Regions from separate parts of the Mus musculus genome. Here region 1 is linked to region 2. Evidence: chromatin loops called from intact Hi-C (ENCODE). Cell type or tissue: left cerebral cortex. All regions are shown on one strand. Links, peaks and the distances in the headings refer to the core of each region. The heading gives the core; the rest is flanking DNA.

Region 1 (2,905 bases), core at 163-2,662, 55 kb after region 2:
GCTCACTCAAGATCAGACAATAGGTAGTGCAGTCTCATGTCTAATTACCACAAAACTGGAAACCAGATCAGAAATAGACCAAGACCCAGAGTTTAAACCTAAGGCGAAGGGAAGAAAATATCGTCCAAGAAGGTAAGAAGGGGACTTGGGGGTGGGGGAGCCCACCAGCTAAAGCACTAACTGCTCTTGCAGAGGAGCCAGGTTCAATTTCCAGAACCCACATGGCAGCTCACAACTGATTATAACTCAAGATCTAGAGCAGATCTGATGCCCTTTCTGACGTCTGAACATACCAAGCACACATATGATGCACATACATACATGTAGGCAGAACACTCACACACACACACACACACACACACAAATAAACATAAAAATAAAAGGCTGGATGACAGGCAATATTGTAGTCAACACTGCCGATTGTGGATCCGCAGGCAATCCGCCCTGCCCATCCTCAGGGAGAAGAGCCGCCTCCTCAGGACGCACTCCAGGTCAGGATGCTGCCCAGCACCTTACAGAGCCCACAGGGACTCACAGGAAACAGTAGACACCCTTTCCTCTTGTTACCACTGGCCAGAGTAATAATGCTTAGCTATAAATGCCCATCTGATGTACAAGATCATGGCAGAGCCGTCTGTGTGTACAGAGGGACTTGCTTTTGTCTGGTACTTGGAGGTGGGCAAAGAGGTCCCAGCAAGGGTGGAGGAGGATATGGCTGCCCATCACTGGCTATTCAGTGGGGGTGGGGTGCAGGTGGAATTAACATCTACACTCTGAGCAAATCTCTTTTTTTCCTCCTTGCAGCTGTGTTAGAGAGAGGCCGTGAGATACAAAATGGGAAATGGGAAAAGCCCGCGGAAGGAACAGGGAGGAAGGCTACAGCCCATTTGTGCAGTCGGCTATTTGACCAACAGCCACGCAGCCAGTAGGACTTCTGGTCCTTCAACTGCACAGGAACCATTCTCACTGCTGCCGCAGTGCCAGCAGCTCTGCACGCCTCACAGGGTGAAGCAGCACCGAGGGGCCCTGGATAGCCTGGGCTCAAGAAAACACAAAGCCCCGTGAGAGTGGGGTCCCCAGAAAATCCAGGCAAGGGTTCAGGTGGAAAGGCAGAGACTCGCTGCTCACACCTGGGCGCCTGTGTACTTTCAAGGCCCAGGGAAACAAGGAGACACCACTGCTAGGACCACACAGGACGGACCCTTGAGAAGAGAAGCAAATACAGTCATAAGCAAAGACCTAGCACTGACAAAGTACTAGAGACAAGTCGGAAGTGTGGCGGAGGCCAGCAGTGGCCACGTGCCCCGGGGGAAGGGAGGGAAACACGAGGCCTGCCTCCAGAGGTAGCAGGGAGGCAGGGCAGGACATACTCAACAAGATCTGAAGAGACAGATGGCAAAGGCAAGCATGTGAGGCAAAGGAGTATAAAAAGACACGGAGGGGCAGGGAGGCAGCCGGCTCACAGCCTGAGAACACAGTGATTCTAAAGAGGGCCAGGGGCGGGCAGGAAGGGCGCCACAGGGCCTGCAGGGAGCAGGAAATCGCCTCCAGAACCAAGGAAGCAGGGTTCACGGGTGCCCTGAGGGGCTCAAAGACTGAGGGGAGATGAACAAGGAACTGGGTCACTATCGCTCACAGGACAAGGGCTCGGGGTAAGAGACTGAGGGGACAGACTGCATGTCCCAAAGGCAACGTTCAGGGTGCCTGTCCAACTAATGCAGTGAGGAGGAGGCTCTGCGGCAAACACAGAGACAGAAAAACCAGGATGTGGACTGAAGGGAGAAGGTGCCCATTGTGCCCTACCCCTGAGGCAGGATGCCAGGGCAGGAGCAAGACAGGACAGTTACGATGACTGGGGAGAGCAGGCAACGCTGTCAGAGCCCTTCCATCACACACCTCCCCTGTCCACAGGGACAGCTGTCCTTGACAGAAAAATACCACAGCTCTCACAGCATGGCCTCTCAGGCCTCCTCCCCCACGTCCAGCCAGAGCGTCTTTAACATACCTAAAATTCTCTGTGCTGTTTTGTTTTTGAGTCAGGGTCTGACCCTGGTCTGAGTCTGAGTCTCCCTTGCAGCCACATGCATGGCTACACCTGCCTGGGCTTTAAAGCTTGTGTTTCGTCCTAGGTTTTTTCAAAAGGAAACAGTGCTGCCCCAGCACGTCCACCTCTGCCTGGCCGCAAACCCTGACCTACGAAGCACCTAGGAGACCATAAACCCTTTGGGTAGACAAGCGCAAGCAGAAGGAAGCCATCCAGGAAACGGGTCAAGCTGAGACCTGAAGGCGTGGACATCACGGTGGACCAGAACCTTCACAAAATATGTTGGCACACACATTATCAGGAGCATGGGTAACAAAGACAACACTGACCCAAGAATATTATCGTCCCACCGACTCCCCTCACCTACTGCAGGGCAAGGAGCTGGCACCTTCTCCACGTCTGCAGGCGTTTCTAGGCTAGCCTCTCTCTCATCCTAACTCCAAGGAATGTCACAAATGCCAGCTGAAAACCGTCATTTCAGCTCTGTTTGCTTAAATGCCATTTTTTAATTCAAATGAGCTAAAGAAACTTTTAACATTTTTAAAATGTTGTTGATGCCCAACTCAACAACAAACTTTCGTTTATTCAATCAAAATGCAATTGAAATGTGACCCCACTGTCTGTACCAGGCAACGCTCAGCTGACAATTTTCTGTAATCCACAGTCACAAAACCTGGCTTCAAAGGAACACAGGGGCAAGCTGGAGGAGTCCCTTTCCTCCTGGCCTTCTCCCAGGGACTGGCACACACCTGTTTGGTGCCCTCTCTCCCCCTCCCCCTCCCCCCTAGGAGGAAGCGCTACAATGCTGCTCTAGGGACTACTAGGGACAACTGGTTCCACAGCACAGACTTCGCTACTGTT
Region 2 (2,905 bases), core at 320-2,819:
CCTGGAGGCAGGAGCTGATGTAGATGCCATGGAGAGGTGCTGCTTGCTGGCTTGCTCAGCCCGCTTTCTTAGAGAACCCTGGACCACCAGCTCAGGGGTGACATCACCCACAGTGGGCTGGGCCCTCCCCCATCAATCACTAATTAAGAAAATGCCCCTCAGATTGAATTTATGGAGGCACAATTGAGGTTCCCTCCTTTCAGATAACTCTAGCTTATCTAGTGAGCCTGAGGCTAGCCTGGGCTACAGGAGACCCCCAACTCATAATTCAGGACAGTGACCTTCAAGTTCAGCTGCCTAGGGGTCGGTGACAAGCTGGCTACCAGTGAGGACTTAGTAAGCACGTGACGCGGGGCAGGAGTGTCACCCTCATGGGGTAGGGCAGAAGGACTTCCTGGAGGAGGTCAAAGCTAAGCTGGCAGTCCAGGGTCTTCCAGGCCAACAGTCTCAAGAGATTCTGTAGCCATTGTTCCTGGACTCTAGTCCTGTGTACAACCCGTGGACTTTAAGCTTTGGAGATAACAGTGCCCATGTGGTAGGCTGGTGGGAATCAGAGCAAGATGCAGGTTGGAACACCCAAGAGGGAGGGAGGGAGAGAGGGAGGAAGGAAAGGTGTGGTGGGGGCCACAAAGCTGGGGGGGGGGTGCGTGGGGTGGGGGCGGTGGGGGGGGGGGGCGGGAGAGGGTGAGTGTCCAAAGCCAGGAGCTCCAGGTCCTGAGCTACACAGGATCTCACTCTCCAGCAGGTGGCGATGTCGCCTCAGGAATGAGGTTGGTCTCACATGGGTCAGTACTTGCTGGCAGGGACAGTGGAGAACAAGGGGCAGGCATTTTGCAACATGCTTGTCTCAAGGGACAGGCCACTGGATGACCCCTTCCTAGGTCATTGTTACCTCTTTCAAACCATTGATGCTGTCTGTTGGGCTCTTGCTGTGAGGGGGTTCTCATTGTTACCCACTGACTCCACTCCTCAGCCGCTCTGAACCTGCGTATCAGGTTCCTGTGTCCCCTTCATTCTGGGTGCTAATGGAGAAAGAGGGGCAGGACACATAGGGCCAGAGGTAAGCTGAACAGCGAGGGGTGGAGGGTGGGGTAGGGGAGCAGGTCTCTCCCTGACACCTGGGCCCAGCCCCATTCAGTAATGTCATTTGCAGGGCTGTTCAGAGGACTATCCCAGTCTGCAGAAGGCATGCACTCCAGGGCCAGGCAGGGCCGGTGTGTGACTAACACACTGAGTATAATTGTTTATGATCCCCGATCCATAGATAAGAGGAACATAGCCCGCAGCCAGGAAGAGGAGATGGACAATTACTGAGAGCATCTGTGACCCTGTGTTCCACCTGTCCCTAGAGCCTCCTGTTACACACAAGCATTCACATGTACACAAATACATACTCACATACATGCACGCTCATCCACATATACACATGTACACAAACACACACTCAAATATGTGTATATGCACGTATGTACACAAGTGTAAACACACATTTACACACAAAATATACACCCAAGCTCAAAGGTATATGTACACAGGTATACAGCACACAAACACTGACATGCGTAAAATGCACATACATAGCAACATGCACACAATCACAGTCATATATATATGTGTGTGTATGTACCCACACATGCATATACATACTACATGAACACACATGCACACTATGTGTGTATACACAGCACACATACATGTATGAAACAGTCTCCAGGTTCCTTCTGGTATCGCCCTCTGCTGGCAGGAGGAACAGGTAACACCAGTTCTGGCCAAGCCCAGCTCAGCTCACAGGCCAGTGTCAGCCCGGTCCCCAGCCTGCCCCCTCCCCCGACCTTGCTGAGGTGACCTCATCCAGGCCGCAGTGAGACAGAAACCCAGATCACCTGCCACACCCAGCGCCTGTCCTCTCTTCTCTTCCACCCCAGTACCACCATCTTAGAATCTAGCACCTTCACAAGTGCCTCTGTGGAGGGGGGGGCTGGGGGCGGTACGGGTGGTGGTGACCATCCTCCTGTCTCCTCCTTGGCACAGAGTCTGGCTCAGGGTCACAGTGCAGTGAAGCCTAGCTGCTATCTCTGGCCTGTGAGCTCCCTGCTCTCGGGGAAACTTGAGTCCAGTGGGGAAAGTTACTGAGGCCATTCTAGGAAGTTCCAGGCAGGCCGTGTTTCTTTAAACCAGGTTGTTAGGAAGGGGTGGCAATGCAAAGAGCGGGGGTAAGAGTACTGCAGGCAGAGAGGGTGGGTGCAAAGGCCCTGGGGCAGGGAGCAGGATGCACAGGCGCACACACTCACAATACCTTTCTCTTATTAATAAAAATGGATGAGAAGTGTGTGAGAGCTCATTTGCTTCTTGCAGTGATGGCTACATTTGCTACCAGTCATGAAACTAGAAGGCTGGGGAACAGGTTTCAGAGCCCACCCTGACAGCCAAGACAGGTTGCCTAGCAGAGGGGGGAATGTCTCCTTTTGGAAGAGTGCCAGGCAATACCGGGATAAACGATGTTCGAAAGTTGGACCCTGCGGTTCTAGCACTTAGAAGTCTGAGGGAGATGGAGCATGAATTTGCAGGCCGGCTGAGTTATGTAAAGAGCAGAGGTTGGTTAGAAAGCTCAGCCGGCGAGAGCACGCAGTTACAGAAGATGGAGCTCTGATTCCCAGTACCCACAGCTGCACCTTACCACCGCCTGTGACTGCAGCTCCGGGGTCTAGTGTCGCCTCCTGGATCCTGAGGACACTGCACACGTGTGTACACACACACATGCACACAGGCATACACTCATGAATAACTAATAAATCTTTAAAAAACAATAACGTCAGAGCATGGTGACATTCACACCTTTAATTCTAGCACTGGGAGGCAGAGGCAGGAGGATCTGTGTGAGTTCAAAGCCAGCCAGGGCCACTTA

Evidence for each region. Hi-C counts contacts between places; a loop is a spot of excess contacts. Peaks named below come from ENCODE experiments on the same cell type or tissue, not always from the same donor. Only the 100,000 strongest peaks of a DNase experiment are listed, where the experiment ranks them.
Region 1: a loop joins it to region 2, with 3 times the contacts of the local background. A loop is called at or near these places in 10 of 42 quality-filtered maps.

The regions. Positions count from the first base shown.
Region 1 is chr11:117,119,847-117,122,751 of GRCm38, reverse strand. The region is part of intron 2 of Sec14l1 (SEC14-like lipid binding 1); the gene reads right to left. Among named protein-coding and RNA genes, the nearest start is that of Sec14l1, 6.1 kb to the right of the region's middle. In left cerebral cortex, for the core only: a CTCF peak has its summit at 1,331; a DNase peak (open chromatin) is centred at 1,353; H3K4me3 peaks cover 2,117 bases; H3K27ac peaks cover 2,322 bases.
Region 2 is chr11:117,175,374-117,178,278 of GRCm38, reverse strand. No RefSeq gene overlaps it. Among named protein-coding and RNA genes, the nearest start is that of Sec14l1, 62 kb to the right of the region's middle. In left cerebral cortex, for the core only: CTCF peaks have their summits at 551, 752 (motif pointing right) and 1,729 (motif pointing left); DNase peaks (open chromatin) are centred at 762, 1,706 and 2,655; H3K27ac peaks cover 1,046 bases.